Regions from separate parts of the Homo sapiens genome. Here region 1 is linked to region 2. A link is a loop called in an ENCODE intact Hi-C map of the cell type or tissue named here. Cell type or tissue: PC-3. All regions are shown on one strand.

The links. A loop is a pair of places that touch in the nucleus more often than their neighbours do. Peaks named below come from ENCODE experiments on the same cell type or tissue, not always from the same donor. Only the 100,000 strongest peaks of a DNase experiment are listed, where the experiment ranks them.
Region 1: it touches region 2 in a loop (15-fold over the local background); 3 of 110 quality-filtered maps call a loop at or near these places.

Annotation. Positions count from the first base shown.
Region 1 is chr18:31,237,649-31,245,648 of GRCh38, reverse strand. The region is part of intron 1 of LOC105372049 (a long non-coding RNA gene); the gene reads right to left. Among named protein-coding and RNA genes, the nearest start is that of DSG1, 77 kb to the left of the region's middle. In PC-3, a CTCF peak has its summit at 3,486; a DNase peak (open chromatin) is centred at 3,628; H3K4me3 peaks cover 332 bases; H3K27ac peaks cover 2,990 bases.
Region 2 is chr18:31,006,859-31,014,858 of GRCh38, reverse strand. DSC3 (desmocollin 3) reads left to right here. Exons shown (of 16, transcript NM_001941.5): 10 at 6,334-6,590; 11 at 6,701-6,843; 12 at 7,728-7,952. Among named protein-coding and RNA genes, the nearest start is that of DSC3, 32 kb to the left of the region's middle. In PC-3, no CTCF peak of the experiment used is centred here; a DNase peak (open chromatin) is centred at 3,238; H3K27ac peaks cover 613 bases.

The sequences.
Region 1 (8,000 bases), 230 kb before region 2:
CCAATGCAATACATTTGTCAGACTGCTAAGGGAAGGACAGCTTGCATTACAGACTTCTTTTTGTATCATAAAAACAAAATATAAGCAGTGCTTCACATCTGAATGTGGGAAGTTAAAGATTATTTTATTTCATCATTTTGTTTTTGCTTTTCTGTATTTTCAAAATTTCTTCCATAGCGTATATATATTTTCTATCAGACATAAAATAAAATAGTGTTTACTTTTCAAATGTGGTAATTTCATCAATAAAGATAAAACACTGAAGCCAGTGTTTTGACTCCATTAACATAGACTTCTTTTTAAAAATGTGCAGTAGGTGAGCTCTTATTTTGACATTCATTCAAGCCCTTCCCGATTAGCCCATAGTTCATTTCACTTCAAACATTTCTTCTTTGTGTTTGCAGTTGAAATATTCTCTTAACAGCTCAGAAGGCTGCAGAAAATGCTATGCTTCATCAGGCAAAATGGATTAAAAAGGGAGTGTGCTCAACGCTGGCAGTGAAGGATGTCATTGTCTGACAAACTACACAGCAATTTGAGATTCAGCAGTTTCCTTTCCATTTAAGAAAGCTGCATTGTAAACAAGAAGCTAAATCATGAAGAGATGCAAGATTTGTCTAGGAAATTAAACGTATGTTAGAGACACTGACCAAGACTCGTTTTTGTTGGTGTAAAGGACTCTACTGTGAGATGGGCTGTTATTCAAAAGGTTCCACTTTCGAGTTGTTTTTCTCTGGGTACTACTGCCTCCCCAGCCTCTACAGACTCTAACCCTGCCAGGCAGATTGTTTATGGTGTTGGTCTTCGGGAGTGTGGTGCCTGGGCCTGTTTGTCAGTACCGATTCTTATTGCCCTCTATTTTTCTTCAGGTCTGACAGAATACTTCAGCAGCAGACTAGCCAAGAGCTGGTGCAGGACCACAAAGCTCAGGACACTAACTCCTTTCTCCATTGGGACGGCCTTCTCAGGAGGTTATTCTGATCACCCCTAGTTCCAGTTCTTTTCTATCATTGGGTCAGTTTCTGATGTGTTCAGATTCTGATAAATGTCCCAAGTGCAGCACACACAAAAAGACCAGGGGCTGCCAAGCATTCTAAATGTGCAGGTCTTTGAACCTTGGGGAGCATTTCAATATCCAAATTATTTCTTATTTGATCTTCACAAAACTTTCCCTGTGAGACGAATGTGATCCCCAGGTTACAGAGACAGCCAGATAAAGCACTGAACCCACATCTTCGGACTCCATTTTAGTGAAAACGGAGTTCTTTTTTTGTTTTGTTTTGCTTCTTTGTTTTCCAGGGTGACCTTAGGAAGTCACATTCCTCAAAGGCCAAAACAAACAGACAAAAAGCAAACCTACACAGAAAACAAATGCAGGAAGGAAAAGAGGAAAAAGGCCCTTTCTGATAAATGGCAAATTTAAAGTGCTGATAATAGGAAGATACATTTAAATTGAAAATACATTTGCCATAGCTTCTAGAAGCAATCTTGGAAAGCTTTCCTGTACCCTGAAAACACCTACTTTGCATGACCAATCTCCTCCATGTGGGGAGAGTACGCAGAAGTCATTTGCCAAGGAAGCTGCTGCACCTCACCACTGTGGAGGAAGCATGACCTTTACTATTTCTGCCGTATGATTGGGTGACTACAGTACTGCTCCTAGCATGAAAGCTGGCTCTGTTTTATGGGATTCCCACTGTCCTGCCCTACTTGGGCCGGCGTACAGTGTTAAAGATAACAAATGACCCCATCTGCTGTTTCTGACCATGCTGTATGTGTCAAGTTTAAGTAAGGAAGTCTTACCTCGTGTCCTGTCTGGGCAAGCACAATGACCCGTCTGTAGTACGCGTACCTCCCTGAGATCAAAGACCAAGTCCAGTTTCCAATTTGCTAGACTCCATTGGAAGGTTATTTATCTCAATCCATGAGTTTTAACACTTCGGGCTTTTCAAATGAATTCAAGTTAGAAGGTATTTTAGAAGTCAAATCAGTCTAAGAGCTTATCGGCTAAGGACAGTATGAAAATCAGGAAACCTTTGAGTGGTTTTCAAAATGAATTTCTTACAGTCTCACACTTAGAGACAACTAAAATATAAATTATTTATATGTAAATTGTTCATTCCCCTAGCAGTACCAGTGTTTTCAAGGGAACTGTTGTGAAGACACTAGAGCTTTCAGGGTTCTGGTTTACATCCCTGTAAAATCTGTAGAGCATTGAAAACCTGTTATTTGTAAAACACTCCACAGTTGATTCTGATAATCAAGTCCTCTTTTCAAGAAAGTCTGTTGATTTCTATTTAGAGAAAAAGGAGAAATTAAAAATAAAGCCAACAAACAGCCAGGACCGTCTTAGGGGATTTAACTCTTTATCTCTTTCCCCTGTTGTATGGTCTGCACAGCAGTTAATACTTTCTGAAATCACCTTGCTTTTTACTTGTTCCTTCCCACCCCCTCACCCATTGTATACACTCCATGAAAGCAGAAACATTGTCTCTTTTACTTTGCGCTAAAGTTTGTTGAATGAAAAAAAAAAAAAGACTTCAGAAAGCACCTCTATCCAGCATAGCTTTCATACCTTAAAAGACATAAATCCCTGTACATTTAAGTGATTTACAAATTTTCCAAAACCACAATAAATGAATGAATCAGGATAAGAACCTGGGTCTCTGTGCAGCTCAAGTGTTTGTTATTGTGTGCTAGTTAGTTTCAGGTGGTCACCTGCTCAAGTCCATTTGTCTAGATAGTATTAATTGATTGCCAATAAGTCAGGCACCTCATTAGGTGTTGTGATAAATACAAAAAGTACAATAACACTCTTCTTGCCTCAAAGAATTTATTATCTAGTAAGTACAATAAAACCTGTCCACTGAAACTACTCCCCCAAATCATTCCTCCTCCTACGTGAATAAAATCACTGAATCTTTGGCATGTTCACCAAAGACACAGCAATTAGGCACTCATATTTTGGCAAAGAGTCAAGTGTATTGTACAGTCTATAAAAATCCACTACCAAATTAATTCACCTGTGTGCCCTTTACCCAAGATATTGGTACATGTCACTATGGGAACATGGTTAGAGAGCTCTTTTGATGGAATTGCTGGATGTGACTTCTTCTAGGTATCTACACTTGACCATCTTTTGTCACAGAATTTGCTAATCCCCAAATAGCCACCTTGAGGAGGGGAAAAGAGGGGAACTAGTGCAAACAATAAATTAAGTTTTTATTTCTAAGTGCTTACCCAAGGCCTGAATCTTTCTAATGACTTCAGGAATATACTTGTTAATACAGGGCAGGCAAAAATTTCATGTTGTCAGCAAAACTTTGATGGTATCAAAATAAATATGAGTCATGTAATTTCAGCTTTTGAAGGTGGGGTCTGAGAAACTAGAAAAGATTTCCTGACTGGCAGATAGTGAGACAGCAACAGCCCCCTGGGAATGGAGAATCCCGCATCTCCACCTCCATCCAGTGCAATTGCAGAGACCACCGCCAGGGTGCCTAAGGCTGGTGCATTGAAACAAAGGAGATTCTTTTTCCCTGTCAATATTCTGAAGCTGCATGAAACAAACACCTCTTTTGTGACTCCTGCAGTCTCAGACAGATCAAAGCTTTCAAAAGGAGGTGTTGCTGGACAGTTTCATTGCTCAAGGCTAATGATTCACCTAAGAATCCACCCAGGAAAGTTGCTAAGCTGGTTTGCTGGCTGTTTGGTGAAGACTTTTAAAGAGATATTGCCACATTTGAAGACAGAATTTTACTTTACATAAAAATTATACATACAGAGGACGGCGAAAAGACAATTTATATTCTGATAAAGTAAATGGGATTTCTTTTAATTTTCATCCTTAAAAACTATATTTAAAAATGAACTGAAGAACATGATATAACTTTTCCTCAAACATCCCATTCAAAAGGTAGATTTAAAGTTTCTCTGTATGTGGTGCTATTAAACTCTGAATAAATGCAGATAAGTTGGAAATATGCCATTTGTTACTGTGGGAAAATCATGACAAAATATTACTCAATAAAGCCCTGTTTGGAGACTGTACACACAGGTGTGGGCACATGCACACCATCAACAACCTTCCTTATACTGTAAAAACCAAAGCATATGCATGCTTGATTTCTTAAGTATTATTCTTACTTGAATATAATTTGCTTAGACAAAAAAAGAGCTAAGAAGTAAATCCTTTTACAACCATCATTTCACATGGTTTTCTGGGAACTTTCATTTGGCAGGAATTCTGTGCCTTCATGTATCTTTTACCTAAATCTTAAAAGGAGAGGTGTAATTGAAAAAATACACCCAGCTATTCGGGAGGCTGAGGTGGGAAGATCACTTGAGCTCGAGGATTTGAGGCTGCAGTGAGCTAGGATCATGCCACTGCACTCCAGCCTGAGCAACATAGTAAGACCATGTCTTTTACAAATAAAAATAAGTAAAGAAAACAGAAAACAAGTAAATTAAAATTTTGACATGATTTTTAAAGGCTCTTGGCTTAGCCCCTCTCCAACAGGATTGGATTGGATGCTTACTTTACTTGTTTCCACAGCTTGTGGTGCCTTTATCTGTAACAAGGGCCACAGCATGGTGCCTGAAGCAGGAAGTGATCCAGCCAATGGTTTGTTGCATGGATTGCTAACTACCTCTAAAGCTATTTTCTTTATAGCATGTGTTTTATGAATATCCATACTACCAAATAATAGCTGTAAAGCCTATGGTAGAGTGAAGTAGAATAATCTGGGTGATCTAATAATGACGTCAACACTTGACACTAAAACACTACCATTTGAGCCAAGTGTCATGGCTCTTGTCTGTAATTCCAGCACTTTGGGAGGCTGAGGTGAGCGGATCGCTTGAGTTCAGTTTAAGACCAGCCTGGGCAATGGTGAGACCCTGTCCCTACAAAAAATAAAAAAATTAGCCAAGCATGGTGGGGCACACCTATTGTCCTAGCTACTCAGGAGGCTGAGGCAGGAGGATGACTTGAGCCCAGGAGGTCTAGGCTGCAGTGAGCCATGATGGCACCACTGCATTACAGCTGGGGCGATGGAGTGAGATCCTGTCTCAAAACAACAACCACAACCAAAAAAACAAACACAAAACCCCTAAGCACTACCAATTTGAGATTGAGGTGTGCAAGCAAATTCCTTCTTTAGTATGTTTAAATATTGTCGTAGACTCAAGTTAAAAGATAAATGGCATGTATTTGTAATCCAGAGTGTCCAGGCACTATACTTTGCATAAATATGGTCATATTTAATTGTTGCAACAAACCTCCGAGGTGTCATTCCTACCATTCTACAGAGATGAAGAAACTGAGACTTAGAGAAACCTCCTAGTTAGTAAATGGGAGAAAAGACGGGATTCAAATTTGAGTCTGTCTGACTTTAAAGGCAGTGCACTTTACATATAGCTAGTAGCATTTTTAGTTATTCATATCTTAGTGTGAATTATTTCATTCACACCTTAGTATGAATTATTTTATTGAGACCTATTTTCTGCTGGATACAGATGCTCCTCAGTTTGCAGTGGGGTTATGTTCCAATAAACCCATCCTAAGTTGAAAATGCATTGACTATAACTGGCCTGCTGAACATCATATCTTAACCTCATCTACCTTAAACATGCTCAGAACACTTAATTGGCCTACAGTTGGGCAAAAATCACCTAACACAAAGCCTATTTTATAATAGAGTGTTGAAAATCTTATGTGATTAATGAATATTGTACTGAAAGTGAAAAACAAAATTTTTGTATGGATACTTGAAGTACAGTTTCTACAGAATGCATATTGCTTTCTGTCATCTTAACACTGAAAAAACCTAAGTCAAAACATTCTAAGTCAGAGACTGTATGATGTATCAATCTCCCTGAGAAAAGGGAGTTTTGAAGAAAAGAAAAAAGAGTGGACAATTTTAAAGAAGAAGGTAAGAGTAGAAATCTGGGCCACCATAATGATGCTTTGCAAACACAGCATGAGGTTTCAAGGTGCTGAATGCATTTATGTTATGTTGAAGTTAAGCGGGGCATCTTGTGAGAAAGAAAGAAAACACGAGGGAAAAAAGGATGGTAAAGGCTTTTTCTTAGAATTTGGATATATTTGGTTTTAGTAATCACTGGTCATTAGAGAAATGCAAATCAAAACCACGATGAGATACCATCTCATGCCAGTCAGAATGGCGATTATTAAAAAGTCAGGAAAAAAACAGATGCTGGCAAGGCTGTGGAGAAATAGGAATGCTTCTACACTGTTGGTGGGAGTGTAAATTAGTTTAACCATTGTGGAAGACAGTGTGGCGATTCATCAAGCATCTAGAACTAGAAATACCATTTGACCCAGCAATCCCATTACTGGGTATGTACCCAAAGGATTGTGAATCATTCTACTATAAAGACACATGTACACGTGTGTTTACTGCGGCACTATTTACAATAGCAAAGACTCGGAACCAGCCCAAATGCCCATCAATGACAGACTGGATAAAGAAACTGTGGCACATATACACCATGGAATGCTATGTAGCCATAAAAAAGAATGAGTTCATGTCCTTTGCAGGGACATGGATGAAGCTGGAAACCATCATTCTCAGCAAACTAACACAGGAACAGAAAACCAAACACCACATGTTGTCACTCGTAAGTGGGAGCTGAACAATGAGAACACATGGACATAGGGAGGGGAACATCGCACACTGGGGCCTACTGGGGGGCCTGTTGGATTGGGGGTTGAGGGGCGGGAGAGCATTAAGACAAATACTTAATGCATGCGGGACTTAAAACCTAGATGACGGGTTAATAGGTGCAGCAAACCACCATGGCACATGTGTACCTATGTAACAAACCTGCATGTTCTGCACATGTATCCCAGAACTTAAAGTAAAATAAAAATAAAAATAATGTAAAATGGAGCAGTACACCTTTAAGTTATGAAGTGATACTGAATGCATCCTTATTTGGGAAATTATTTCTAGTTTATATTGGTTAACTTAAGCAACTATATCTTTGCTTATTTAAAATTCATTTTATCTGATTTTTCATGTTTCCATGAGAATATAAATGATGATTAAGAAGAGTATGAATGGAAAAAATGTCAAGCTTGGGACAGAGGACTAGAATTTTCTCTACAAAGACAAATACAGCCCCACTTCTTCAACACCAGTAACTTGGGTTCTGGGAATGAGAAAGGCAGGCTCACCTACTCTTTCAGCAGGCTCATGGGGTATAACATAATGCTTTGGTTCCTTTCATGCTCATCTCTTTATGAAAAAGCAGTTGTAAATGCCTACCATTACCCAGTAAGTGCTTTGCTTCTGAAGAACAATTCATAATATAGTAACTAAATATAGATGCCTAATGTTAACAAATTCCACTCCTTTCCTATGACTATTAGTCTGTCTTTCGCTAAGGATTCCAAAGTGTTGCATAGGTCTCAATAATGGACGTCCTTGAAGGCAGCCTATCAATGGTTAAGAACACCAACTCTGGAAAGAGAGCCTGCCTGGGTTCAAATAAGCCTCTACCACTTACTGGTTGTATGACTTCAAGAAAGCTACTCAGTGTAGCCAAGTCTCAAGTACCTCATCTGAAATGTGAAGTAATAATTTTATCTAACTCATAAGATTGTTGTGAAGACCAAAGTCCTCTTTGGTCCTCCTTGAGCCTGGCTGGGCACGATGGCTCACACCTATAATCCCAGCACTTTGTAAGGCTGAGGCAGGAGGATCACTTGAGCCCAGGAGTTTGTGACCAGCCTGGACAACATAGCGAGACCTCATCTCTAAAAAAATTTTTTTTTTTTTGAGATGGAGTCTCACCCTGTCGCCCAGGCTGGAGTGCAGTGGCACGATCTTGGCTCACTGCAACTTCCACCTCCCGGGTTCAAGCTATTCTCCTGTCTCAGCCTCCCGAGTAGCTGGGATTACAGGTGTGCACCTCCACACCCAGCTAATTTTTGTATTTTTAGTAGGGACGGGGTTTCACCATGTTGGCTACGC
Region 2 (8,000 bases):
TCCACCCCGGAACACAAACCTGGTCTATTTTGTTCCCAAATTAATTATCTTTCCATTACTGCATGCCATACCTCATTAAGCCCACAAGGCAGTTTGTATTCAATATGTCACAGAATATATTACATCTGCAGCCCCTTGTCATGAAATCTAATTATATTCTCAAATTCATACTTCATGTTAAACACAAATTAACAATAATGGCTAACATTTATTATTTACTAAATGCCAGACACTTTGCCAAGTGCTTAACCTATAGTATCTCATTTAATTGTTTTAAATGTCAATAGATTCTTTATTACATTTATTTATTAATAAGGCCAGTAATTTTCAAATTTTCAGTAAGCAGTCCATTAGTTCAAAGTTCAAAAGAAACAAAAATTCAAAGTTCAAAAGAAACAAAAAACATGGTGTAAAACGTCTCACTTTTACTTGGTCTGTCAGCCACTCAGCTCTGCTTGGAAGAATTAATACATGCCACCTGTTTCCTGTGTATTATTCAAAAGGTATTTTATATATACACAAACATGTTTAAGTAATCTTATCATGTTTCTTTTTTAAAAACAAATACATTTTACTTCAATTAACATATCTCTTGAGTTCATTATATATACATTGGAAATATTTCATGGTATGGTATGGACATACCATATTTTTTTAACCAGTTCCATATCTATGGAAGTTTAGACCACACCTATGGATATTCTGTATTCCTTATTCTGTGCTTTTCTTCATTCAACAACTTTTCCCTGAAGTCATTACATATTAGTATGTAAACAGTTTTGCCATTTTTTACAGCTATCTATTTTAGACATTACAGTAAAATATCCATCATATGAATGTAAATTATTATTTAACTAGTTCATTATAAATGGAAATTTAGGCCATATCAATGGAAATTCTAATTTTTTTATTATTTCAAAATATACTACAATGAATATACTACAATGTAAATGTAGGATAAATTTCTAGAAATGGAATTGCTTAGTCAAGGACATGGCTATTTTTTTCTGTGGTTGCTTTATTGCCTGATTGTCCTCCAGAAAGGTTGTGCATGTTGACATGCTCATCAGAAATGTACACACATGCCTGTTGTAAAATAATTGCCAACTATATTATCAAGTTTTGATATTTATCGGTTGAATAGCAAAAAAATGGTGTTTCAGTGTAGCTGAGCATTCCTTTTATATGAAGACGCCATTGAATATATTTTATATCTTCAAGCTCACTAGTCCTGTCTTTTAGCCAGCTTTCTATGTTTTGCTCTTCTTATCTATTAACTATTTATTTATAAGAGTTTTACGGAAGGAAATATTTTTGCAAATATTTTTACCAATTTTTATTGTTTTATAAGTTTGCTTGTGTTGGTTTTTGACCTCCAGGATTTGTTTTGTTGGCAGGGCTTGCTTGGTCACAATTTATCAGAGGCTTCTGTGGTTGTGAGATTTGTGTCATTATCATGGTATTGACATTATGAAAGCATTTTATCTGAAATTCTTCTACATTATTATTGTTTAATTATCTATCCAGTTAAATTTTTGATCTGTATGAAATTTATCCTAGAACAATTGTGATATGAATCAAATTTTAGTTTTTGTATCTGTTCCAATTCATGTTTTGACATATTTTCTTTGTCATAAAATAAGATACATGTATATTTGAGTTTGTTATTGACATTCTCTTTTGTACCGTTAATTTATTGTTTATTAATTAGCATCTATATGCTGCTGTATTATTGCTAGCTATTTAAGAATATCAAATGTATAATATGCATTTTAGTATTTGCAGTGTTCCATGCCACTCTTACCTAGTGATCTTCCTTTGTGGATTTTTTTCTTATGAATATCTTCCTTGTTTGTTCTTCCATGTGAACTTTCAAATCAGCTCCTAAGTTTAAAAATATCTCTTTTGATGTTTTTACAATTATATTAATTTCATAGAAAGAGTAGGAGAGAATTAGCATTTTTCTCCTAAGTCATAGCCAAGATTGTAATTTCATTTTTTTCAGCTGTTTTGTCTAATTTCTGTCTAGGATTTACATCCATATCCACAAAAAGGATTTACCATAGTTTTTCCTTTTCTATAATTGCTATTAAGTTTTTACTATCAATTTTATGCTTGCTTCATAAAACTAATTTATTTCCTTCTTTTTTTCCATCTCTGAAACAGTGTCCCACAAAACTTCCCAAAAAACATTGAATTAAAAGATTTATTTATCTTTCCAAAACAAGCCCATGTGGTTGTTATTCTAATTCTTCTCATTTCCAGATGAGTAGACTGAATCAAAGAGAAATAACATGCTGCAGTCCATACAGCTAGGATAGGTGATTTGTACCCCACAGTCAGGTGTTGAATGTCCAGACTATCTAGGAGAGATAACTCTGTTCATACAGCCAAGATACAAACCCAGATCTCTCTGGTGGGGAGCTCTTATTCATAATCCCTGAGCTGTTCTCCTTCTGGCTTGGTATCCTTGCTTCTCTTATGTCGCCTCTTTTCCATACTTGAGTTACTTAGCTTGATAAAGCCATTACTTCATTTGCACAAGAGGATCTTCTCTTCTTGCAACCTTAATTCATTTCTACTTTTGGGAGTTTACTTTTTAAATTATATTTTTCTTCTGACATTACTAGCTCCTTTGCTAATCGTACCTCCTCTTTTCCTTTGAGTCATTCATAGTCTGCTAACATTTTGATTAATAAAATTTGCTTTTGCCATGTTGTGTTATCCTTTTCATATTTTATCCAAACCCTTAGAAAAGCTGAATTATTATCACAGGGCTCCTTTGATAGCCATGCTAGTCTTTGAAAGTATCTTATTCTTTTCCTTGGGAAAGAGTTGTGATTGTGTGGTTAAATCATGTCTTTAAGTACTTTTTTTTTTTTTTTTTTTGGAGATGGAGTACTTTTAAGTACTTTTTTTTTTTTTTTCTTTTTTTTGGAATTTGCTGTCGCAATTCTCCTGCCTCAGCCTCCCAAGCAGCTGGGACTACAGGCGCATGCCTCCATGCCCGGCTAATTTTTTGTATTTTAGTAGAGATGGGGTTTCACCGTGTTGCCCAGGCTGGTCTCGAACTCCTGAGCTCAGGCAATCCGCCCGCCTTGGCCTCCCAAAGTGCTAGGATTACAGACGTGAGCCACCGTGCCTGGCATCTTTAAGTACTTTTTAATCTCAGTGAGTCATCTTTTATTTGAAAATCAAACACTGTATAATCATGGTGTTCAAAATCCATGTTTCTGTCATGTAGGCTATGTACCTAATGATGACTAACCTTTTGAGTACTGATTAAAGAATGACATCACTATGTTGTTAACTCTAAAGGAATCCTCCTCTTCCAATGCCCTGGTTCTTCCTTGCTAGTCAGAATTATATCCAGGGAAAGAGTGCATGTTATTCATTCCTTTATACCTCAAAGAGTTAAGTAATCAGTAGGCCAAACCAAGAATTGCTCTGGTATACTTTTAGCTGAATAAAGCTTGCAAACATTGTCTTACTAGTTAGCGTCTCCTTTTATTGCAATATATTGGCTGTTAACAAAAACATACAGCATTTATTCCCTTCATTCGCCTCTGTGACAGCTTGAGAGATTACTCAGAATTTAGTGTAAAGCCTTATTTTATGCTGTAGTGTTAAATGTCATTCTTACAACAATTTCACAGAAGAGAAGAGTTAAAGAGACTAAATAACTTTCCCAATGCCACACAGCTAGGATGTAGTGTAGACAGAATTTGAACCTAGCTCTTTGACTCTAACTATACGCTGTCAAGCACTATGTTAAATTGTTTTCCACAGCTGTGTGATCTTGGAAAGTTGGCCTCTGTGTTATCTGTAAAATGGGAACAATACTTCTTTCTGCCTCCCTAATAGCTCTTCAAATATAATATTGAACGTAACAGCACTTGGTAAACTGTGGGATATTATTATTTTATTTTAAAAAGTTATGCTATGTCCTTGAGACTAGTGTTATAATGTTCCAAAATAGATAACTTTTCTGTAACCACAAAGCATGAGTGATACAGGCTTTTGCTGTGTTCTGGGTAAACTCATTCCACCTCAGTGGCTTCTGTCCATTGGAGCAGCAGCAGTGACGCATATGGGCTTGAGTGAGGATAGTATTATTCTTGGTCCTTCTCAACATGGAGAGTCCTCAGCTCCATTTCCACAACTATACATTTTCTAGGGAGTTGTTAACATCTCAGTGCAGATGTGGGATATTTTTAAGCACTTTTTTTAAGTGGCGAAACAAAAACGTACCCTGAGGTGGAAGAGAATTTACAGGCTTTCCTATTAATTAATGAGATTAACTAATCCCATTAATCTTTAGGATTTCATCTCACCAGATTTTTAATTTTGGAGAGTTTTAAGCTACTAAAACAATATCCATCTTAAGCCTCGAAAAATGGGACAAAGAAACTCCAAGGCTTCAGCGAGTGTTTCTGGATTGAATAGTTGCACCTCCTCCAGTGCAGCAGCTGTTCTCTAAATTTCCATCCATTTCTCATTGCCAGCAGTTGCTCTTACTCTCTGTGTGATCACACCAGCACATGAAATGTGTGAAACAGTATTCATCAGCATCAAACGAACAGATATTAATATTTTTTTCCTTGACTCTCCAGTTTGTGGGATATACATACAAAATAAAAAAAGGTTTTACATATGTTTTGTAGATTCTAAGATTCAGAAACTTTCTTGACTTTTTAGTGGACTCGTGATACTAATGTCTTACTCTGTTAATACCTAGGTGTGGAGAAAGATTTAAAATAATTTTATTCACCAGTTTTGATTTTGTTCAATGTTTAGCCAGTGATTGTTTTGATAAGCAGAAAGAGAAATTGAAGAAAAAGTGCTTCAACTTTATAGTACAGTGTAACATAATGTTTTATGGGTTTTACTTGATTTGTTATCTAAAACTGAATTTTAGTCAAAGATTGATTTGGAAATTTTTTAGAGATCAGTGAGCCAATTAAGCAGCACACGATAGCAGAGGGATTATAGCGTAGGCTAAGGAAATGGACTCAGGTCAGACTACCTGGCTTCAAATTCAAGCTCAAATGATTATCTTTTGGTCTTAAAAAAAAATCAGTTTATCTCCTTTTCCCGTTTTCTGCTCTGTAAAATGAGGATGAGGTCAATAATACTTACTTCATAATGTCATGAGGATTTAGTGAGTTTATTTTCACTGTTAGAGTAGTGCCTTAGATTCAATGATAATTAAAATCAATCACATAGTATTTCCCTTACTCCTCTGTGTATCCACTGTGAATGTTTCATTGGATAAATTATAGACAATGCCAAAGTATAATTCTCAAGTTTTCAAAAATGTAATTTTCATAAAAACAGGTAGTGGGCATGGATGGATAAAGGTTTTAACTCATTCATGAAGGAACCAGCAAAAAGACAAGTTGATTCCTAAGAAGAAATGAGACTCTGGATGGATTTTGATAAAAGAAAAGCAGCAATTAGATGGCTCAGTTAGATGCCTTAGAGGGCAATTAAAACACACATTTGGGGCCGGGCATGGTGGTTCACGCCTGTAATCCCAGCATTTAGGGATGCCAAGGGAGGTGGATCACCTGAGTTCAGGAGTTCGAGACCAGCCTAAGATGGCAGAACCCCATCTTTACTAAAGAAAAAAATACAAAAATTAGCTGATTATGGTGGCACGTGCCTGTAGTCCCAGCTACATGGGAGGCTGAGGCAGGAGAATCGCTTGAACCAAAGAGGCAGAGGTTGCAGTAAGCCAAGATTGCGCCACTGCTCTCCAGCCTGGGTGACAGAATGAGGCAAGACTCTGTCTCAAAAATAAAATAAAAGAAAATAAAATACTGGAGATATCTTTTCTATGAGACAGAAAATGAAATCATTGCACCTTTTGGTTTTGTGAAAGTCAACATCAAACTTTACAAGAGTTATAAAATGCCTGGGCCATAGTCAGTAGTAACTGATAAGCCAAATAAAGGCAACTTCCCATACTCAGATGACCGTTAGCCCAGCCTGTTAGACAGTGCTCCAAGCAGGACCATAAGAATACTGTCATCTGTTTGCATTACTTTTTGAATCAGAGTAATTTTCCTTAGTAAGAGTGAAATATGAAAATATTTCCGGAATTTCGTTTGTCCAACTCTATGAAACTACCTGCAGAAGTTGTTGGACCATTCTTGGTAGAGGCTTAGCACGGGATCCACTCTCTGTTTAGCAAGGGATAAAAGTCAGTATTAACAACATGTGAACATAGAATTTATGCAGCACTGGTCAGGATGACAAATGTTCACTTGCCATTTGAAATGCCAGATGTATTTTACACTGACACTGATATACATGGACTTTATTTTAAAGCCACTGAATTATGAAGAAAACCGTCAAGTGAACCTGGAAATTGGAGTAAACAATGAAGCGCCATTTGCTAGAGATATTCCCAGAGTGACAGCCTTGAACAGAGCCTTGGTTACAGTTCATGTGAGGGATCTGGATGAGGGGCCTGAATGCACTCCTGCAGCCCAATATGTGCGGATTAAAGAAAACTTAGCAGTGGGGTCAAAGATCAACGGCTATAAGGCATATGACCCCGAAAATAGAAATGGCAATGGTTTAAGGTAAAAATAAATCTATAACCACATACTAATAATGTATTTGTAATCATTGAGATAGTAACTTATTTGAAAACATTTTCTGATGCTAAAGACTATTTTTTTTTTATTAACAGGTACAAAAAATTGCATGATCCTAAAGGTTGGATCACCATTGATGAAATTTCAGGGTCAATCATAACTTCCAAAATCCTGGATAGGGAGGTTGAAACTCCCAAAAATGAGTTGTATAATATTACAGTCCTGGCAATAGACAAAGGTAAAAAAAAAGTTTTAATCTGGTATTCTATAAAGGAATTAGAGAATAAAATGTAATTATTCTTATGCAGATTTATTTTGGTGGTAAGTGTATGGAATTCTTTGAAATTACTTTAAAGACTCTTTCTGTCTCTCTTAATTATCTAACAAGGTGAAACTGTTTGGTGACAAGAAGCCGTGTTTTATTTATCTTTATATCCCCAATAGGGCAGGACCTTAAATTCTTATGTATTTCTATGCTAGAGGACAAAAATAAAACTGAAATCTAAAACTAGATAAAATGGTCTCATCAGACTCTTCCACATCCGTTTGTGTCACTTTAAATTGAGCTTTTATATAGTTCAGCTGCATATTAGGTCAAAATGATCCTTTTCTTGAATTCTGTTCCTTAAAGTAACCTAGAGTTTTTCAACCTTGTCTTCACATTAAAATAAAAATATTAATCTGTAGATACTTTGTTAGACTAACTGAATCAGAATATCCGGTTGTGGAGCCTAGGAATCTTATATTTTAAAAAAATCTTCCTAGTGGTTTGAATATATACTGGGATTAGAAATCTTATCTGTAACCACTTTACTGCTTACTAACATGTGGCACCTGGAACCCCCAAAAATAGAGATTGAAATTCAGACATTTATTTTTATTTGGTAGTAATTCTGGTAAAAGATTTATTGACAGTTGTATCTGATATTATCAGTAGCAATAGTCATTTCAAATTAGCTGCAGATTCTATTTATCTGTCTATGTTCTTATTTATTTATCATTTCCTTTAATAATCAGTTTATTTAAAAACAGATCATGTATAGAATATAATTGACTTTTTATTCTTTAAGAAACTATGAAAGAATTTTAAAATAACACTAAACCTTATTCCTGTCTCCTTAGATGATAGATCATGTACTGGAACACTTGCTGTGAACATTGAAGATGTAAATGATAATCCACCAGAAATACTTCAAGAATATGTAGTCATTTGCAAACCAAAAATGGGGTATACCGACATTTTAGCTGTTGATCCTGATGAACCTGTCCATGGAGCTCCATTTTATTTCAGTTTGCCCAATACTTCTCCAGAAATCAGTAGACTGTGGAGCCTCACCAAAGTTAATGGTATTTAATAAAAAATAATGATTTATAAACTCTGAAATAACAGAATAA